Regions from separate parts of the Mus musculus genome. Here region 2 is linked to region 1. A link is a loop called in an ENCODE intact Hi-C map of the cell type or tissue named here. Cell type or tissue: left cerebral cortex. All regions are shown on one strand.

The links. Hi-C counts contacts between places; a loop is a spot of excess contacts. Peaks named below come from ENCODE experiments on the same cell type or tissue, not always from the same donor. Only the 100,000 strongest peaks of a DNase experiment are listed, where the experiment ranks them.
Region 2: a loop joins it to region 1, with 4 times the contacts of the local background. A loop is called at or near these places in 4 of 42 quality-filtered maps.

What each region holds. Positions count from the first base shown.
Region 1 is chr13:38,655,550-38,660,549 of GRCm38, reverse strand. Eef1e1 (eukaryotic translation elongation factor 1 epsilon 1) reads left to right here and starts at 1,522. Exons shown (of 4, transcript NM_025380.2): 1 at 1,522-1,643; 2 at 4,310-4,510. The coding sequence starts at 1,557. In left cerebral cortex, a CTCF peak has its summit at 1,959; DNase peaks (open chromatin) are centred at 1,466 and 1,909; H3K4me3 peaks cover 1,565 bases; H3K27ac peaks cover 508 bases.
Region 2 is chr13:38,957,765-38,962,764 of GRCm38, reverse strand. Slc35b3 (solute carrier family 35, member B3) reads left to right here and starts at 2,228. Exons shown (of 10, transcript NM_134060.4): 1 at 2,228-2,333. 5033403F01Rik (RIKEN cDNA 5033403F01 gene) reads right to left here and starts at 2,146. Exons shown (of 3, transcript NR_131019.1): 1 at 1,543-2,146. In left cerebral cortex, no CTCF peak of the experiment used is centred here; DNase peaks (open chromatin) are centred at 2,194 and 4,563; H3K4me3 peaks cover 2,413 bases; H3K27ac peaks cover 1,188 bases.

The sequences.
Region 1 (5,000 bases):
GCTGTAAGAGAGGAATCTAGACGGGGCGAAAGAAGAAACGGAGCTAAGACAAATTCATTCTGATCAAAGCTCAAATTTTATTGTTGCGACACTAGTTATAAAGGAAGGGGGAGGGGACCCAACTCCCGACGAATAATCTCTGGTCCAGTAGAAAGGTGCACCTCCGCAGGTTCTAGCAGTGGGCGTGGCAGAACGAATGAGCAGGAAGCTCCACCCCTGAACAAGCAGGTTTCAGGCTGGGGGAGGGGAGACTACACCCCAACAAACAGAATAATCAAGCCTGTCACAGCAACATCTTGGTTCCTGGTACCAGCTTCTGTCTTGGTCACTGTTCATTTGCCTATAATCACCATTTTTATTCAAACCACCACATAAGGATTCAACTTGTCTCAGTTAGAGTTTCTATTGTTGTAAAGAGACACCATGAGTTACTATTAACTTTTATAAAGAAAAACATTTAGTTAGGGCTGCCTTACGGGTTCAGAAATTTAGTCCATTATCATTACAGTGAGTCTCATGGCCCCAGGCAGGCAGACATGATGCTGAAGGAGCCAAGAGTTTTATATCTGGATCAGCAGGAGGCAAGGAAAAAAAAAAAAAAAGAATGCCACTAGGATCTGAAACCTCAAAGCCCACCCCCACTGCCACATTTTCTCTAACAAGGCCACACCTACTCCAACGAGGTCACGCCAATAGTGACACTCCCGGTGAGCATATGGAGGCTCATTTTCTTTCTTTTGGGGGGGGGGGAGAGGAGGGGTTCGAGACAGGGATTCTCTGTGTATCCCTGGCTGTCCTGGAACTCACTTTGTAGACCAGGCTGGCCTCGAACTCAGAAATCTGCCTGCCCCTGCCTCTGCCTCCCGAGTGCTGGGATTAAAGGCGTGCACCACCACGCCCGGTTGGGGGCTTATTTTCGTTCAAACAACCACAGATCTCAAGTTCCCTTGCTAGGTCACTGGCCCTTATCCTTATTTTAATTTAAGATTGTTCTATAATTTTCTTATTTGGAGAACTATTTGACGAGTTTGGGAATCAATGCTTTATATTTATAAAACAAATAATCTAAATTATTCTTCTGATCTACAATAGTTTTATAAGCATTGTAATGAATGATTCAATCTTTAAGATTCGGATACATTCAGCCAGGCAGTGGTGGTGCATGCCTTTAATCCCAGCATTTGGGAGGCAGAGGCAGGCGAATTTCTGAGTTCGAGGCTAGCCTGGTCTACAGAGTGAGTTCCAGGTTAGTCAGGGCTATACAGAGAAACCCTGTCTCAGAAAACAAAACTAAGATTCGGATACATTCTTCTGTGAAACTGTCTACACTCCGTGCTCTCCTCTGCCTACTGTGAGCAATCCACCGGACTCCGAATGTGGTTGGCCCCGCCCTTAATTACGAACCGCCCCCTGCCTTGAGCTGACTCCGCCCCTTTCGCGCAGGCGCGCTTGCCGTCCTCCCAGCCAATCGTGGGAGACATCTGTGGGGCCGGACTTCCTGCTCAATCAAGGTCCTAGCTGTGCAGGCCCCGCCTCCCTAGGAGCTGGGCCAGAAGATGGCGGCGGCCGCGGAGTTGAGGCTGCTGGAGAAGAGTCTGGGACTGAAGCCGGGGAATAAGTACAGTGCTCAGGGCGAGCGGCAGGTGAGGCGCAGCGGTAGGAAAGCAGCAGGGCGGCGGGGTGACCCGGAGCCTACGCGACCCGGCCGGGGCATCGGAATGGACTCCGCTCCCCACGTGCGTGCGGGGCGGGCCGCGTGGCTCGGTCTGGACCTCCAGGCAAATGTCACCGTCCTCCCCTCGGGGAGCAGAAAGCCAGTTCGCGGAGGCCTGGGCAGAGTCAGGGGTTCAGATCCCTGTAGGCGGCCGTTAGCCGTGCCTGGTCCTTTCATTCAGCGACCGCCTTTCCAGCGGCTGGCCGGGCGAGCGGTACAGATTCCTGGAAGCCGCCTGGCGGAGGGAACACGGAATAGGACCCTGCTCATTCTGGCGACACACCCGCTTGGATGTGCATTGTGCAGAGAATTGAGGAAGATTCCGGGTGTGGGGCAGTGGAATGCTTGGTGAGATAGAAGAATCCTGATTTCTTAGGGTGTAGAAAGTGAGTCCTTTGTAACTCATCATTTGCCGTAGAAAGATGGTACTAGAGGAAGAATGGTAGTGGGAAACCATAGAGTGTGCCTTGAACGGGATTCCAGATCTAGATGGCTTGTTCCTGTTTGGGCCCAAAGGTTTTGTTTTGTTTTGTTTTTTCCTTTAATGTCTAAATCGTAGCGGTATTGTGGGGTTCACAGTAACTTAATGTGGCACCTGGAAAGGTTAAATGACTTGCCTGCCGTAGGCTGCGAAGGCCATCCTCCCCAGAGGTGATGTGCTCTGTCCTCAGCCCAGTTTCCTTTGCACACCCTCTTTTTTGGCTTTGCCGAGACATGAGAGACAGTCTTGCTTTCAAGGCATGAGGGACAGTCACCAGCAATTAAGGGCCCAATAGGACAAGCGACAGGGGAGGAATACATTGAGGACAGTGGCACAGTGCCACAGAGGAGGTGGGATTTAAGCTTCAGTGAGAAGCTGGTGTTCAAGAGATTAGACTTGGAAGGATGTAGAAAACCAGTGAATTACTATGTAAGTTTGGGTCCAGTAAGCCACCCAAAACAGAGTAGTGCAATACAGAATAAACCCAAGTTCAGTCTTAGACCAAGTTCAGTTTGAAGTTCAGAGTTGGGTTTTAGTGCCTTGTGTAATGGAAACGTTTCACAGTGAGTCCCAGTTGAAAGTTTCTGGTTTTCTGTGAGTACAGACCAAAGACTAGAGATGAAATCACCGTGTTTCCTTAGTTGAAAACTAACCACAGTACACCAGCAGTTACGATGTGCTCAGCGAGATTCCCAATAATAATGACAAGGAACAGTCTAAGGATCCAACTGTAGGAGCAAGGTCCATTAGATTATGGTACATCAGTACATGAGGAAACTACTACTTATCCACCCGCTAGAAGTAGCTCACATCAGGACTTGGGGAGCTGAGAAAGGTGGATCACCAAGAGTTCTCGGCCAGCCTGGGCTAAGGACTCAGAACCTGCCCCCTCACCACCACCACCACCACCAACAACAACCCACCCCCAACCCTGCCAAACGTGATTGCTTTGAAGGCTACGGAATCCCAGAATTGTTATGAAAATAATGTTTCTGATAATTAAACATGCATTAAGAATTGTGCGTGTTAGATTATATATACACCTATATACAACATTTCAGTGTTATATAAATCGTTAAGAACTGCCATGTGGGTGCTGAGACTTGAACCCAGGTCCTCTGGAAGAGCAGCTAGTGCTCCTAACCTCCCAGCCATCTCTTTTCTCCCCAGATTTGGTTGGGTGGTTTGGGTTTTGTTTGGTGGTCCTAGGTTTGGTTTGGTTTTGGAGACAAGGTCTCACTAAGTAGCTCTGGCTGTCCTGGAACTCACCGTGTAGATCAGTCCTTGTCATTTTGAGTGACCTGAGTAAGTCTGATCGCATGAAGAGGTGATAAACATTGCTTACAGCTGGAAATATCTGGTTGCTGGTACAAGTGTCTCAGCCTGGCCACTCCCCTGTGGTGGTAGTTTTAGAGATGAGTAAAGAGTATTGGTATAAGAGACAAGCCAGGTGCTGAGCCACTGCTACACATAGTCTCCTCAGACCTCTACACATAGTCTCCTCAGACCTCTACACATAGTCTCCTCAGACCTCTACACATAGTCTCCTCAGACCTCTACACATAGTCTCCTCAGACCTCTACACATAGTCTCCTCAGACCTCTACACATAGTCTCCTCAGACCTCTACATATAGTCTCCTCAGACCTCTACACATAGTCTCCTCAGACCTCTACACATAGTCTCCTCAGACCTCTACACATAGTCTCCTCAGACCTCTACACATAGTCTCCTCAGACCTCTGGAGACTTGGCTTAAGTAAGAAGTAAACTGTTCTAGGGCAAGGGATGTGGCACAGTGCAAGGCTTGGATTTTATCCCCCAAATAAAGTATTGTGGTTTCTGATTTTCCTCATTGAATACTGAGCAGTCGTGGATTACTGCGTAATGTTTGTCAGTTTTTGTAGGTGTTACTGCAAGCTACGTCACCCAGCATGCTGTTAAGTTACGTCACCCAGCATGCTGTTAAGTTACAGACCAGACCCTATGACTACTGCTGTCCTAGCTTTCATTATATATAATTTACTATCATGAGAGGATTTTTGTGCTTACTTCCAGTTTACAATCACGGTGGTCTCTGTTTTTGTTTCCTGAAGAATTTCTTTTTCTTTTTAAGATTCCAGTTCTACAGACAAACAATGGCCCGAGTCTAATGGGATTGAGTACCATCGCCACCCATCTAGTCAAGCAGGCCAGTAAGGAGCACTTGCTGGGGAGCACTGCAGAAGAAAAGGCAATGGTTCAGCAGTGGTTAGAGTTCAGGGTCACTCGAGTAGATGGACACTCCAGTAAAGAAGACACCCAGACTCTGCTGAAGGTATCTTGACTGTCTCTTCAGGCTGTGCTGCAGGACACAGGAAGCAGAAGGCCTTCCCTCAGGGTCTTCATTTGGTGGCCTTCTTCGCCATTTCCCAAAGTGTTTAAAATATATACATACTTGTACATATATGTATTATGTGTGTATATATTTTTATATACTATATTTATATACAGATAGTGTATATGTATGTATCAAAACCCAATAAATCGAAATCTTTTATGTTGTAAAAAAATTAACAAGAGCATGGTTTGTGTGTGTGTGTGTGTGTGTGCCTGTGTGTGTGTGCGTGCGTGTGTGTGTGTGTGTGTGTGCATACACATGCAGATGGGGGTCAGGGGCCAACCTCAGGGGTCTGTGCTTTCCCCACCTTGTTTGGTTGAGACTAGTTCTTTAGTAAACCCAGAGCTCACTGATGGCCAGAGAGGTTGGCCAGTGAGCTCTGGGGTGTACCTGTCTGCCTCCTCAACACTAGGGTTACAAGCATGCA
Region 2 (5,000 bases), 300 kb before region 1:
GCGCAGGTTGGTCAAAAAGTTGTCAGGAGAAGAGAACACCTTCTGAACATTTTTCAAGTCTGTCTAGTAATGAAATCTCAGTTTCCTTGTATGTGCAATTAGTATCTAATTTCCCACTTTGGACCCTAAAAAGTAGACTTTTTTTCAAGAGCTTCCAGCAGCCCCTTCCTTGCATCAACAGCACAGATCAGAGAAGACCTTGTCTGTTGTTAAATACTCATTCTCTGAAGGACTTTACATACTTTGGGGATGCCCTTGTGAGATAGATTATGGACAGCATGCCTTTCACCACTAGGCCTCCATTTTGAGTCTTCAACATCACTATCCACTCAGCATTTATGCACAATGGCCCTTGGCGACTTGGTAATTTACTTTCTACAGAGTAACTCCTTGTGCAAATGGCTTCAAGTGTGCTGGGAGATGACCACTAAACTGAAATACAGTGTTTCTCAGTGGCAATACAATGTTTTTCATCAAGAGTCACGGGATCTGTTTCCCTCTCAAGGATAGAGTTTGGGCATGAGGTTATCTTTTGTGGGAATAGTTCCTTGGTTCTTCTGTTTGTTCTGTGGTTAGTCAAAAGCTATCAACATGCTGAGACTGCGCTTCTTGTCTTCACATTAAGAGTATGCATTCCTCATGAGTCCACAGGCAATGGTAACCCTGTTTCGGATCTAGCTTTGTGGCTGGCCATAACTGCAGTCTTCCTTGCTCCTATTGGCAAACAGGGCTGCTCTTACCTGCTTACTCTCTCACTCACCTCATCCCTAATTCCACGGTAACAGTTGGTAAATGCTTGGTTTTCATTCCCAGTGGACATATCTGAGGGCAATGTGCCACACCAAAGGAATAGGAAAAGCAAAGCAAAGTGAGGCATGTCGTGCCTGACGGGGGTTAGATGAATTCTAAAGTGTTGTTTGGATATGACCCATCAAGAACAAGTTGCAAACCACGGAGAGGGTTTTAGGTTTCAATGAGATGGTAAAAGCCATTAAAGCATTGAGAGCAAAGCAGCATCAAATCCTGCTCTTGGGCAGAATTAGGCTGTAAGGAAGTAAAAGATAATAGAAGCCAGCTAGGCTATTGTGATTGCCTAAGCAAGAGTGGGTGGACCTTAACCCCTCTTGTATTCCAGATTTATATTACCATTTACCTTCTCACCTATGTCCTATAACTCCTTAAGGGCTGGAAGTCCATATAAGCTACTTATAAATTATGCATATGACCCTACACATAGGCACATTCAACAGGTGTTTGATAAATAATGTTCCTTCTTGGCTGACAGTTGTTTTACTGCTACTATTTGCTATTGTTGAGCCATAGAATGACATCTCTAAATGTCTAAATGGGCTTTGTTATTCTCTTTAGGATTTTTTCTTTCCTCCCCTTTTTTTAAAGTTTCAACTTTCATACAAAACTGGCTTAGCAAGGCTGGTATTTTTAAAATGTCTAGCTGGACCTTTTCCCTCACCACTTCAGAGATTCTCTCCTAAGGCATAAATGCTTCCCAATGCCTAATTCTTGTGAAATTTTAAAACTTACACACATCTGACCGGATTGTAACGTTTCTGTTGACACTATTCACCCCTTTTCAAAGCAGACTCTTGAATACTATTCCGGTTAAGGTAATCGTAATAATCCTTATCGCCAAGCCCATCTTGGCATTTTCTTCATTGTATCTCAGTAACTGTAAGTGTAGCTCTCAATGTGGAATAATTTATGATATTTGGCGATCAAATATCAGAGATTTTATAACATTTGTCAGACTCCAAGCCAGGGATTTACATTTCAAGCAGTGAGTGGCATGTCAACACAATCCTGGTTCATTTCTGGCCAATTACAAACCATCATCACTGTAAGGGCATGTGACGCAGGCTTCCTGTTTCTTCAGTCCACCTTGGCCAGAAGGGTAGGAGTGAGTCCGGAGAACTGGGACAGGAAAGTAGTTGAGAAGCAACTTCATCCCTTTGAATCAAAAGGTGGAGGCTGGGGAAAGGGAACCTCAGGCTGCTGAGATCCGGCTCGAGCACTCTAAACCTTGGCATCCTTCACACGCCCCGGCTCACGATCGCGGATGTGAAGTCAACTGGGTCGCAGAAGCCACGAGATGGACAGGACCCTTGCTCAGAGCACGCAGGAGCAGGGTGGAGAGGTAGAAACAGCCGAGGGGGTGGGGAGGGCGAAGGGGCGGAGCCGCGCGCCGGCGCACGCGCACAGAGACGCCTAGGCGGAAGTGGCGCGCAGGGTCCGGCGTGTGAAGACCTTCCGGGGAGGTGGCGGCCGAGGCGGCCGTCGCGGGAGCAGACCCGGAGGCGGAGACGGAGACCGAGGAGGTGACAGCGGCGGAGCTGGGAGGTGGGGGTCTTGCTGCGCGGCCAGGCGTCGTCAGGCAGAACTCGGGTGGGCTCCCACACCGTGTCAACAGAGAAGGTGGACGCCGCCGCCGTCGGGGTGGTCGGGGCGCGCGCTTCCGGGAAGAGCATCGTTCCCTGTTGGCCTGAGAACCCCCGGGCCGGACCCCTCCTCTACCCTGCTCTCTGTGCTCAGAGACTTGGTCTCTCGGATTCCCTTGGCTGTTTTTGCAGTTCAGAGTCATTTCCGGGTCTGTGTCCGCTCTCTCCGTTACCTGGTGACTGTTTGCCTTGCAGCGAGTTGACTGTTCTTGCAGGGCTGCTAAGTTTATGTCGCTGAAATCCCTGTACGTTCTTTCGGGCTTTACAGCTGAATTCTCTTCTCCTTTCTTTCTTCCTACCTTGTCTGTCTATCTTTCCGTGTCTTCCTTCTTTCCTCCTTCCTTTTCTCTTCTTTGGGAAAAACACTGAAAGATTTTGTTAGTTTACTATCATGAGTTGTTTGTTTTGAGTTTTTTTGTTTGGTTGGTTTTTTGTGTTTGAATGAATTACATCTGCGTTACTTCTACAGTAGATTATCAGAATCCCGAATTTTAGTTAAACATTTCTGTTACAAGTGAGTTGAGATAGTTTGAGACTTGGAGGGGAAAGACACTGACAACGTTTGAAAAATATTTTAGATAGCATTACTTCTGCTTAAAGTCTACTTTAAATCCTATTGTTAGCCCTTGAGGGGAATAGAGTTTCGGAAATCACCAGTCTCTCACCCTTTTGTGTGATAAGGTATGGGAGAAATCACAATCTTGTTTTTCTGCTCTTTGATCTTATCCCACACCTGGAACCCAGTTGTGAAGACATGATTGTTACTAGAGCGTTGCAGGTTTCTGGCGAAGCTGGGACTTTTCCAGGCTGTGCACATGATAAGTTTTCCTCCCATTCCAGCTTTGTAATAGAAAGCGTACCTCCTTCACATTAAAAAAAAAAAAAAAAAAAAGACTAGGTTAAGAGATAAGGTGAGGCCAGCAAGCTGACAGGTAAGAGCACCTGAGGCCAAGCCTGTGGCCAAGCCCAGAACCAATAAGGTGAAATGACAGAGAACCAGTTCCCAGGAGTTGTCTTCTGACCCTTGCTTGCCATCTGTGGCATAGACACACAGACTTGTATAAAGAAATAAGCTTTTATTTCAGTGTGTCATTGTAAGGCAACATCACCTGTTTCCGATTGTGTGTGTGCACACACAGTATGTGTTTACTTACTCTAAGCACTTCTTTGACCTCCATTTTAGCCGTTATGTCTCCCTGCAATGTGCCAAGTGTCTGTTGCGCTTTAAGAAGAGACCCAAGGCAGCAATCCACTTCCACAACTTCTTTCTGTTCTAGTTTCAGAGGGTATTATGAGTCTCTAAAGCAAAGCAAGATGTTGGCTATTTGATTTGAAAACTTGTAATCCTGTTCTTGAGCTTTTGTTTGTTTGTTTGGAGACAAGATCTCTGTAGCCCAGCCTTGTGTTAAATTCTCTGTGTAGTTCAGGCTCCTTCCCCCCCCCCCCCCCCCCCCCCCCCCGTACCATAAGGACTTTGTCCCTGTTTGTTTGTTCGTTTGTATAAGATTTATTTGTAGTGTGTGTGTCTGTGTGTGTCTGTGTGTGTGTGTGTATGAATGTACTTGTGGATATATGCATGAGAGGGTTCTGATGGGAATCTGAGGGTAGAGTAATAGTCAATTGCAAACCTAACAAGGACGGGTGCTGGGAACCAAACTTCTGCAAGAGGAATAAACATTTTTAACCACCACGCCATCTCTCCATGCCTGGCTCTGATTCTTTAGATAACAATATCAATTATTAACAATAGAAACAGAAGTGAGACTGCAAGCATCGGAGATCGGAGTTTGAGAGTAGCAGAGGCCTTCCTCACTCATGCTTTCTGACCAGCGATATTCTGATCAGTAGTGTAGTGTAAAGCTGCACACTGAATGCCAGACTTTTACAGGGCAGGTTTGGTGGTAATGAGATGTCGTGTTAGCAGTGACAGTGGCTCCATTTCCTTGTTAGCACAAGTGCTCTCTAAAGAGAATTCAGGAGAGATGGGTGTTGTGTTGGACGTGTTTTAAAGAGGGTAGTGCTGCAGCCTAGAACTGCATCTCATAAGGCTTCCAGGAAGTGTGTAGGAGTGTTAAAGTGGAGGAGAGTGGAATGGAGTAATGTTGGTCACATGTTTAACAGAGCACAAGAGAATCTTTTTTTCTGATAGTGGATGACGGAAGGGACATTTGTAGTGAAGGCTAGGTGGGAACTCCAGATCCCCGTTTCCTATTCCATGTCCGGAGGATGAGTCAGCTTAAGCACACCAGACCTCTTCAGCAGTGTTTCTGAAAAGCTGGATACTAAAAGCTACCGCATTTGGGATGCCATACTGTGTGCTGTGCTCTTTTACACTTGTCTCAGAGATCCCGCAGAGATGCTTTAACCCTTGCATTTCCTTTGCCCAGTAGAGATTCAGAACCTGAGTCTCAGAGAGTTGACTTTGCCCAAGACTCCTCAGGTGGCTCCAGAGCTCAGACGCAAAGTTCCAAATCATGGGGTGCTTTCTTCCACTGTCAGCGCTAGTTAACTTGGCATTTTATTTAACTCTGAACATTTCAGAAGAGA